Regions from separate parts of the Homo sapiens genome. Here all the other regions are linked to region 1. Evidence: chromatin contacts called from ENCODE Hi-C or POLR2A ChIA-PET data. All regions are on one chromosome and are shown on one strand. Each heading gives the region's core, a stretch centred on a gene start or an enhancer-like site at or near the end of the contact. The rest is flanking DNA. Distances are from core to core; before and after follow the strand shown.

Region 1 (2,999 bases), core at 337-2,836:
ATATATTTACTTTTGTAAGTTACACGTAATGCATCTCTGATAAGATAAATCAAGAGGGCTCCGGGGAGGTTAGTTTACATTTCAGCAGTAGTTTCGTGAATAATGCTAAATTAAGAAATATATAAACCTCACCGACATGTTTTTTCTCACCTTCTTGTAAGGAGCCTCAAGCATTGCTTCAATATCAATATCGTCTGCCATTTTCTCTAAACGCCTAGGAAGAGAACAAGACAATTTCTTGAGTAAACATTTCTCTTACAATGTGAAACAAGTTTCACTCTTGTTGCCTATATCGTCTAACATTTTCTCTAAACGCCTAGGAAAAGAACAAGACGATTCCGTGAGTAAACATTTTTCTTTTTTTTTTTTTTTTTTTTTGAGACGGAGTTTCGCTCTAGTTGCCCAGGCTGAAGTGCAGTAGCGCGATCTCGGCTCACTGCAAGCTCCGCCTCCCAGGTTCCAGCGATCCTACCACCTCACCTCCCGAATAGCTGGGATCACAGGCGCCTGCCACCACGCCCGGCTAATTTTTGTATTTTTGGTAGAGACGGGGTTTCACCATGTTGATGAGGTTGGTCTCGAACTCCTAACCTCAAGTGATCCGCCTGCCTCTGCCTCCCAAACTGCTGGGATTACAGGCGTGAGCCACCGCGCCCGGCCTGGTAAACGTTTTTCAAATCGACTGAATTTTTCTTCTCAGCCGACACACTCGAAAACTTAAGAAAAACCTCCAAAAGCCCTACAATTAATGACTAAAGTGACATGCACTTTAACCAGGTTTGGCTTACGTAAGTAAATCCAAAACGCCTCTTACACGAAACACACGAAAATGAAGACTTCAATATCCAATATTTAAAACTCTGCTGTCAACTCCAAAAACAGAAACTGGGAGACCCGAACGAGAGCGCCTCTTTCCGGGCAAAAACCCGCGCTGCCATTTTAGGGGCAAAGAGAAACTCCCTCCATTGGGAGGGGTTATGAGCCAAGGCAGCGTTCAACTGGCGCCATGTTGGGAGGTCGCGGCCGGCCCAGGCCTCGAAGGAGACAGGTCACCATTCTACCGCGGCCTCTCGGGGGTCCCTACCGCCCCAAGAATCCAGACTATACCCGACTGGAAAATAAGGGCGCGGTCACTGAAACAGGGCCGATTTCTCGAAAACCACCCCCCACCCCGGTCGCTAAAGACCTCCAAAAGCGCCCCTCAGCCCAAAATGGAGCCAAACCTCGAGAAAGCTGAGATAATACGCGGGTCCGCAACGCCCCGTACCTGTTCCGGCCTTCGGGCGCCTGTGGTGCTCGTGTTCGGGAAGAGATTGCTGCTGCTGCTGCTGCTGCTGCCGCCGCCGCCGCTTCTGTTGCTACTGTTAAGCCCCTAGGCCCAGGCCGCGGAACCGCCCAGCCCGAATATCGGGTTCCAAGGACGGCTAGGCCCGAGAGAATCTAAAAAAAACAATGGAATTAGAGAAGCCCACGCGGGAGAGCAGGACGGCGGCTTCGGCAGCTCAGGATCCACCCCTGCGACAGCGTCGACAAGCTCCCTGAAATGGCGGCCGCTGCTTCCCTGTACTCACATTCACCAGCACACATACACACACACAAACACACGGGGCCTCACAGAGCCCTCAGCACGGGCTCTCGCGAGAAGCTGCCCCAAGCTCCAAATTTGAGCGGCCGAAGTATCGCGAGACCTAAGTATGGCTCCGGCGACCGTAGCCCAATCTCGCGCAATGATTGCGCCACAGATATTCCCATCCCCCATTCAGTGAGGCGCCTTTCACTCCCCCTCCGCGTAAGCACCCAAATCTCGCGAGACAGAGCGGGTCTCTAGGGCAAAGACAGTTGGTAGGCTGCCTGTCAATCTTTCAGAGAGCTCTTCGCTGAGTGGAGCTCAGCGGTCACCTCCCCCTCGTGGCGCCTCCTCACGGCCATCTGAAGATTCCTCCGGCACAGCCGATCGCCCCCGCTCCGGCCTCCCACACAGATGGCTGTCAAGGTCGCCATAAGGCAACCTAGTCCTTATGGCGATAGGATAAAACGGCCATATTCAGATTATCCGCTGAGGGTGGAGAGGAAGTGGAAAAGTGTATCAGAAGGCCAGAAGAAGAGATCTTTAGGGGTAGGGGGAGAGGGGGAGATAATAAAAATAGATTTCCCTGTCATTTGGAGCCAATGGCGCGGCCTCCACTGTCGAGCTTTGAAACAACCTTGGAAATAGTGGAGAAAAGCAAAAAAAAGGTGGAAAAAATAAACTCTTGCTTCCCTTGGCATGGGATCAGTTTTGTGCCCCGAATTTAATCAGCTCTTGTGTCAGGGTTGCTACCGTTCCTTCAAAAATGTTCCCCTTCCTGAATATTACTGGACGATTTGGTGAAAAAATAAGACACCCCCCCAACAAAAAAAAAAAGGCCCCCTTCCCCCTGGGACCTGGCTCCTCTCCCCTGAAGTCTTCTAGATGCCAGGTAATTAGAGTATGAATTAGCCATTTGTTCTTTGGTCAGTACTGTGTGAGGTTTCCTCCTAGATGCTGGGAAAAAAAACTGGAAAGAAGTCTTCAAAGCAAAAATCTTACCCTCTAATCTTAACAGTCTAATGATTGAGGGCAGAAAAGATTGGAAATGAGACGCCTTGATTAGTGTAACTAGCTGCTGCAACACTGTGTGACCTTGGACAAGCAAATTAACCTCTCAGAGGGGATCTTTCATTTCCTGATTTAAAAGAGGACGTACTTAGTAGCTAGTCTAAGCTACTTGAGACTGAGGAAGGCAGGTAATGCTCAGTACTGAATTTTTAGAGGTTAGCAGGGCATGTCTGCCCAAGTGGACCCTCAGTAAATTAATGAATGAAGGCTCAGAAGGGCTATAGTGAAGATTAAATGATATAATGTCTGTAAAACGCCTGGTAAATATTTGATCTTCAAAACAGCTAACTTCTGTTTCTGCTAAACAAAATTATTTAGAGCAAATATAGATGTTAAGTGGTTTTGCCTCTCAGGTTAACTT
Region 2 (2,999 bases), core at 270-2,769, 860 kb after region 1:
GATTACAGGTCCCCACCACCACGCCCGGCTAATTTTTTTTGCATTTTTAGTAGAGACGGGCTTTCAACCATGTTGGCCAGGCTGGTCTCGAACTCCTGACCTCAAGTGATCCACCGACCTCGGCCTTCCAAAGTGCTGGGATTATGGGAGTGAGCCACTGCGCCTGGCCTCCCTAGGGAGGTTCTATTACTCCTGAAAAGTGAAGAATTACAGGTGAATGTTGATAGGTATGCAAAAGATACTCTGACCTGTTTAAAAAAAAAAAAGATACTCTCAGCTTTAAAGTTTAACGGTTAAGAGCACAGATTCTGGAGTCAGACACACCCAGGTACCAGATACATTACTTGTCTTTATAAATCCACTGTCCAGAGGCCGGGTGAGGTGGCTCACGCCTGTAATCCTAGCACTTTGGGAGGCCAAGATGGGCGGATTGCCTGAGCTCAGGAGTTCGAGACCAGCCTGGGCAACATAGTGAAACCCCCGTCTCTACTAAAATACAAAAAAAACTAGTGGAGCGTGGTAGTGGGCGCCTGTGATCCCAGCTACGTGGGAGGCTGAGGCACGAGAATCGCTTGAACCCGGGAGGTGGAGGTTGCAGTGAGCAGAGACCGTGCCGTCTCAAAAAAAAAAAAAAAAAAAAATCCACTGTCCAGAAGGGATGTGCCTTGGTCTCTGGACTTACCAGCACAGTGAGCCTGGCACCACCTGGAGGGCCACCGGAAGGAGCCCCATCCCCAGGGGTTCTGAGTCAGTAGGCGTGGAATGGGGGCCGAGAACCTGCGCCTCTACCCAGTTCCCAGGCGATACGGCCGCTGCTGATCCGGAAGCTCACTTTGTGAACCACTGACGCAGCACATGGTGAGGACGCTGTATGTGAACACTCAGATATCCTGATACCTAACCCAATCCTTGTATTTGCCGCCCAGGAGTCCCCGGTTGGGTCCACCTTGCTATACGGCCTCAGAATCTCATTTCCTCTTTTGGGGTCTCAGGGCTCTCGTGTGCCAAAAGAGGGTGCTGGGCAAGATGAAATGGTTAGTTATTACAGAAGAGTTAACATCTTCAACAAGGCCCTACAGAACTTGCAGGGTTAGGGGAGAAAATAAGCGGGCTAAATCCTGTGGGGCAGCTTGGAGCTACCCTGGAGCAAGGTCTGGGCTCAGCAGGCGAGTAGGTCGCAAGGAAAGGTAGAGCCGCTCCTGCCCCACTCGCTGCTCGAGGGGCAGCTGTGGCCGACTGGGCGACGCTGACGTCCAGCCTCGGTTTTCCCCTACCTCCTCGGTCTCCACAGCGCCTCCTGGCGCCCATGTCACCGTTCTACCAAGATTGTCCCTCCCCTCACACCTTACCGCGAGCCCGGCGGATGCTGACGTCATTTCCGCCACGAGTAGCGCGCTTGCGCCAAGGCGCCGGTCGCTGTTTCACTCGGATGGCTTCGCGGTCGCCGATTGGCTGCGTGAGCACGTCGGCGGGAGGGCGCGCGACACTGCACCGCCCCTCCCTTCGCGGCGCCTGCTCTGTAGAGCCGGCGGAACCGGGTAGCTTGGCCAGGTTGTGAGGAACCGCAGCGCGCCGCAGGACCGGGCCGCTGAGCCTGCAGCCGCCCCGCGCCGTGACCTGCGACCCTAGACCCCGACTCCCTTTGGCTCAGCCCGCGCGCCCCAGGCCCGGCCCGGGCGGCGCGACGGGAGGATGAGCGGCGGGCGGCGGAAGGAGGAGCCGCCTCAGCCGCAGCTGGCCAACGGGGCCCTCAAAGTCTCCGTCTGGAGTAAGGTGCTGCGGAGCGACGCGGCCTGGGAGGATAAGGTACGGTGGAGTCTGAACAGGGCGCGGGTGCGAGGAGTCGGCTGGGACTCGGGGAACGGAAGACTGGCGCGGGCCTGCCCTCGTCCTCGTTCCGGCACAATCGAGTAGGGCAGTGGGGCGGGTGGCCCAAGGGTGTCAGAGCAAACTTGGCGGGCACTGGGCGGACAGCTGGGCTTGGAGCTCCCCGAAGGGTGGCCTAAGGATGAAGCCCCCTAGTTATGCGGAATTGGCGAGGAGCGGGGAGAGGCGTTGTCATTCGCGGGCAGGGTTTGTGCCTGAACTGGGAAAGGGAGCTGAATTCGATTCGGCCTCCGCCTTTTATGTGCAGTAGGGTTTTGAGTAGGTTACTTGTTTCTTTCGAATTAAGTAGCACAAACATTAACAGTAACAGACTTCTGCTGAGAATGCTTTCTACGTGCCAGGTGCTCTGCAAGCGGAATCTCGTTTAACTCAGAATAACTCTGAAGTGGGGTACTGTGGTACATTAAAGCCTTTTGCACATAGTGAGGCTCGCTAATCTTGAGCTGCTGTTGCTTGTTGAATGTAAAGGACCGAATACTTTGATAAGCATGAGTCAAGAGGGGAGACTGAGACCACCCGCTGGGTGAGTGTGAGGTGTGGGGGTGGAGAAACGCCACCAGATATGTGCGAGAATTGGTTGGGACTTCAGAACGTTCTTACTCGTCCCATTCGGAGGATGCTTCGTAACTCTGCTCCATGATCTGGAAGGGGCCATCACAAACAGCTTGATTCCAGGTAGCTTGAAAAGCGTATTATATTTGCAGTCATTTCTTGGTTTTCTGGGCTGCCGAAGTGGATTTTCCTTCCTGAAGTTCCTGTAAAGGGGGATGGGAGGCACTTCCTGAAGGTGCCCTTGTTCTGCCCCCAGCCCTGCCCAGCTCTTGCAAAACCTGCAGTCTCTAATCTGCTGTGTCATTTCTTTCTTTTCTTGTATAAGGACTGGTTTCTGGAATCTAGGGCAGATCAGAAACCTGAGTCGTCTGTGTTCTTCCATTAAACTTAAATATAGTGGCACCTGCCTCCAGCATTTATGGTTCTAATCCGTATGTGCGGCCAGTAGCACAATTATTATCACAGTCATTTCATTACAGGCCATATTATATATGCACCTCTAGAATTTTGATTTAGAGCACAGATTCTGGAAGTGATCGCTTAATGATGTCTAAATGTAT
Region 3 (2,999 bases), core at 261-2,760, 720 kb after region 1:
TGGATTTTCCATGTTCCATCCCATTGTTGTTTAAGGGTGGGCCCTGCTTGGACAGTGGCACTTGGAATAAAGTCACTTTGTAGTTGTGAGCCTTGGCTGCTTTTCCTGCTTCCCCTGTAGAGTAGGGGAACAAAGACCTCAGCCGAGAGAGGTTCTGCAGAGAGCTGGGGTTTGCTGTCAAGGAGCTTAGGATGTCCTAGAACTTTGGTGCAGGGAATGAGATCAGCTGTTCAAGCGCCTTGTCTTACAGATGAAGAGATGAGGCCCAGAAGGGCCAGGGACCCACAGAGGTTTGAGCCAGGACTTCTGGGTCCTGTTCCATGGCACTGCCTTTGAAGAAGTCACTGTCATGCTGTTATCACCTGCCCCTGGTGTATAATGACAATCTCTAACATCCTTTGACCTTTTTACTGTGTACGCTGTGCTTGGTGCTTTACTTCAGCTACTTGCAGTGGAAAAGAAGAAGGGCTTGGTGCCTGGCCTGGAAGTGAGGGGTGCAGGATCCCAGTTCCCACATCTCACCCACTTTTAGGGATGTCACTTTCCTTTGGGCTTCAGCTTCCTAATCCATAAAATGGGAATAACATTCCTTATCCTAAGACTGATTCTGAAATCATGGAATCCCTCAAGAATTGTGTGAGCAGCGGCTCACTCCTGTAATCCTAGCACTTTGGGAGGCCAAGGCAGGCAGGTCGCTTGAGCTCAGGAGTTCAAGACCAGCTTGGGCAACAAGACAAAACCCTGTTGCTCCAAAAAATACAAAAATTAGCTGGGTGTGGTGGCATGCGCTTGTATTCCCAGCTACTTGGAGGAGGCTGAGGCAGGAGGACAGCTTGAATCCAGAAGGTCAGGAGGTCGAGACTGCAGTGAGCTGAGATCATGCCACTGCACTCCAGCCTGGGTAACAAAATGAGACCCTGTCGACCGGGCGCGCTGGCTCACGCCTGTAATCCCAACACTTTGGGAGGCCGAGGCGGGCAGATCACTGGAGGTCAGGGGTTCGACATCAGCCTGGCCAACATGGTGAAACCCCGTCTCTACTGAAAATACAAAAATTAGCTGGGTGTGGTGGCACACGCCTGTAATCCCAGCTACTTGGGAGGCTGACGCAGGAGAATCATTTGAACCTGGGAAGCGGAGGTTGCAGTGAGCTGAGATTGCACCATTGCACTCCAGCATGGGTGACAAAAGCAAAACTCTGTCTCAAAAAAAAAAAAAGAAGAAACTGTTCCAGAGAGTAGAAACTCTGGGTTTCAGAACCACAAACGCCTGGTTTTAATCAGTCTCCATCATTCACTGCGTTTGTAATCTTGGGCAAATTATTTCTTTGAGCTTCAGTTTTCTTATCTGGACTCAAGATCTGTACTACAGGATTATGATGAGGATTAAATGAGATTATGTATTTTTTTTTAAATCTGGTGCACAGTAGGCACTTAATAAATGTGAACTTTCCCTTCCCAAAAACATCTGGGTGACTTTTCTCTTTGTAGGAACTAGACAGCCCAGTTCCCCCCCCATCCCCCCCACCCCCGCATGCCCTGTGGTTGGGGTTTAGATAACTAGGAAAGCACCTGTGGCTATTCTAATAGTAATAGGAGTGATCTTCTCATCTCTCCCAGGCTGTGTGAGGCATTGTGTAATCAGCCAGGCTCTTTCCCGACCATTGTTCTCCACCAACAGGCCTGGAAGTCGGAAGCCAGTGGAGTTCTCCCTGTTTCACAGGTGAATGAAAAATAGGGGGCCCAGAGAGAGACAAGGACCTGCTCAGGGGCCCACAGCCACAGCAGTGACAGGCAAACTTGTAGCCCAGGCCTCTTCTCCACAGCCCGCAGCGTTTCTCCAGGTTTATGGCTTCTGCCTGATAGCCTACCCCTCAGGCCGCCTTCCCTGGGTCTGTTCCCATCTGTTCTGGGAGGAGGGTTTTCTTGACATTTCCCCAGTCTCTGAGCTCATCTTGAATTTAAAAGGAGGCTATCTGGAGGCTGGGTGGGGACTGAGTCACCACCTCCCGTGGCTTTCTCATCCTGAGCAGCAACCAGACACACCCAGAGGGCCACTGCTGGAGACCTGCAGATTGTAAATGCCACACAGGCTTTCTTCCCAGAAGCTCAGATGGGCTCTTGCGGGAAGGCTGTCATCGTGGTTCTGTATGTATTTCTTCCTTCCCCTAGCCACTTTGAGAAGTTGTTGCCTGTCCTTTCCCGCTTCAGCCTTTATTAATGCTGTCCTCTTCCCCTATAGTGCCCTCTCTTCCCCTAGAGGCCCACACTGTCAAATGCCACCTCCCCCAGGAAGTTTGTCCTTGCTGGCTCTGGAGTCCCAGCAGGACTCCTGAGGATGCTTACGGCATGACCTTGGCAGGTCACGCCACCTTTCTGTGCCTCAGTTTTCTCATATATAAAATTTGGGTTTCTTGTCTTTATAAAGCTCCATCCCTAGACACTCTCATTTGGCAGGTCTTGGGGCAGGAATCACATGCCCCTAGGTTTTTAAACCAGCTCTCTAGAGGATGCTGGTGCTGAGAGCCTGTCGGCTGCAACCTGGGAAAAGCTGAACTGAGAGGACCCTGGTTTGCATGACAGCCTAGCTTGTTGCTGTGTGACCTTGGATTAGTCAGCTTTCTGTACCTCCGTTTTCCTCCCTATCAGATTGGGATGGAAATGAGAACTCGTGTAGTAACAGCCCCTCAATAAATGGCAGTCATCACCATCATCAGCTTTGTTTTGTGTGGGGATTGGTGGTTTTCAGAAGCAAGTCACCTTTCCCCTACTTGGTCCTGGCAGCAGGCACTGTCAAGTCAGACTGGGCCAGGGTGCAGGCTGTGGAATTGAACACCTGAGCAGGAATGAAGTCTAGTCCTTACAGGAATGTAATGAGGTTGATGAGGTGTGTGGTGTAAATCTCTCTCGGGTTCCCAGATTTCCCAGACCTGACTGTGGCTGCCTTTCCTCACTCAACCTGTGCTGGAATCAGCTGTGTTAACAGACAGACCCACCCAT

The links. A loop is a pair of places that touch in the nucleus more often than their neighbours do. ChIA-PET counts read pairs that join two places held with the same protein, here RNA polymerase II (POLR2A). Pooled maps may share reads with other maps.
Region 2: a pooled map shows a loop between it and region 1 (11-fold over the local background). The contact joins the promoter of RAB5IF here to the promoter of RBM39 in region 1. A Hi-C loop is called at or near these places in 2 of 37 single-sample maps with no recorded cell type and 10 of 50 pooled maps. POLR2A ChIA-PET finds 5 or more read pairs at or near these places in 5 of 52 experiments (GM12878, HepG2, MCF 10A and 2 more).
Region 3: a loop to region 1 is called in a map with no recorded cell type, with 10 times the contacts of the local background. The contact joins the enhancer-like site here to the promoter of RBM39 in region 1. A Hi-C loop is called at or near these places in 3 of 37 single-sample maps with no recorded cell type and 12 of 50 pooled maps. POLR2A ChIA-PET finds 5 or more read pairs at or near these places in 3 of 52 experiments (B cell, CD4-positive, alpha-beta T cell and Caco-2).

Annotation. Positions count from the first base shown.
Region 1 is chr20:35,740,674-35,743,672 of GRCh38, forward strand. RBM39 (RNA binding motif protein 39) reads right to left here and starts at 1,587. Exons shown (of 17, transcript NM_184234.3): 1 at 1,268-1,587; 2 at 151-214. The coding sequence starts at 201. RefSeq lists a silencer at 967-1,066 and enhancers at 1,327-1,476, 1,490-2,175, 1,537-1,756, 1,927-2,026.
Region 2 is chr20:36,604,260-36,607,258 of GRCh38, forward strand. It overlaps RAB5IF (RAB5 interacting factor), which reads left to right and starts at 1,520. Exons shown (of 4, transcript NM_018840.5): 1 at 1,520-1,806. The coding sequence starts at 1,693. All of the region lies in intron 2 of TGIF2-RAB5IF (TGIF2-RAB5IF readthrough), which reads left to right. RefSeq lists enhancers at 394-443, 1,174-1,313, 2,665-2,999 and silencers at 435-834, 1,514-1,823.
Region 3 is chr20:36,463,646-36,466,644 of GRCh38, forward strand. All of the region lies in intron 7 of DLGAP4 (DLG associated protein 4), which reads left to right. Among named protein-coding and RNA genes, the nearest start is that of MYL9, 76 kb to the right of the region's middle. RefSeq lists enhancers at 363-1,289, 1,290-2,215, 1,791-1,970 and a silencer at 1,861-2,155. Within about 2 kb of position 1,511, at least 25 of the 41 ENCODE cell types and tissues checked have a DNase peak (open chromatin) inside an H3K27ac peak, as active enhancers do; they include CD4-positive, alpha-beta T cell, where a contact is called at or near this core.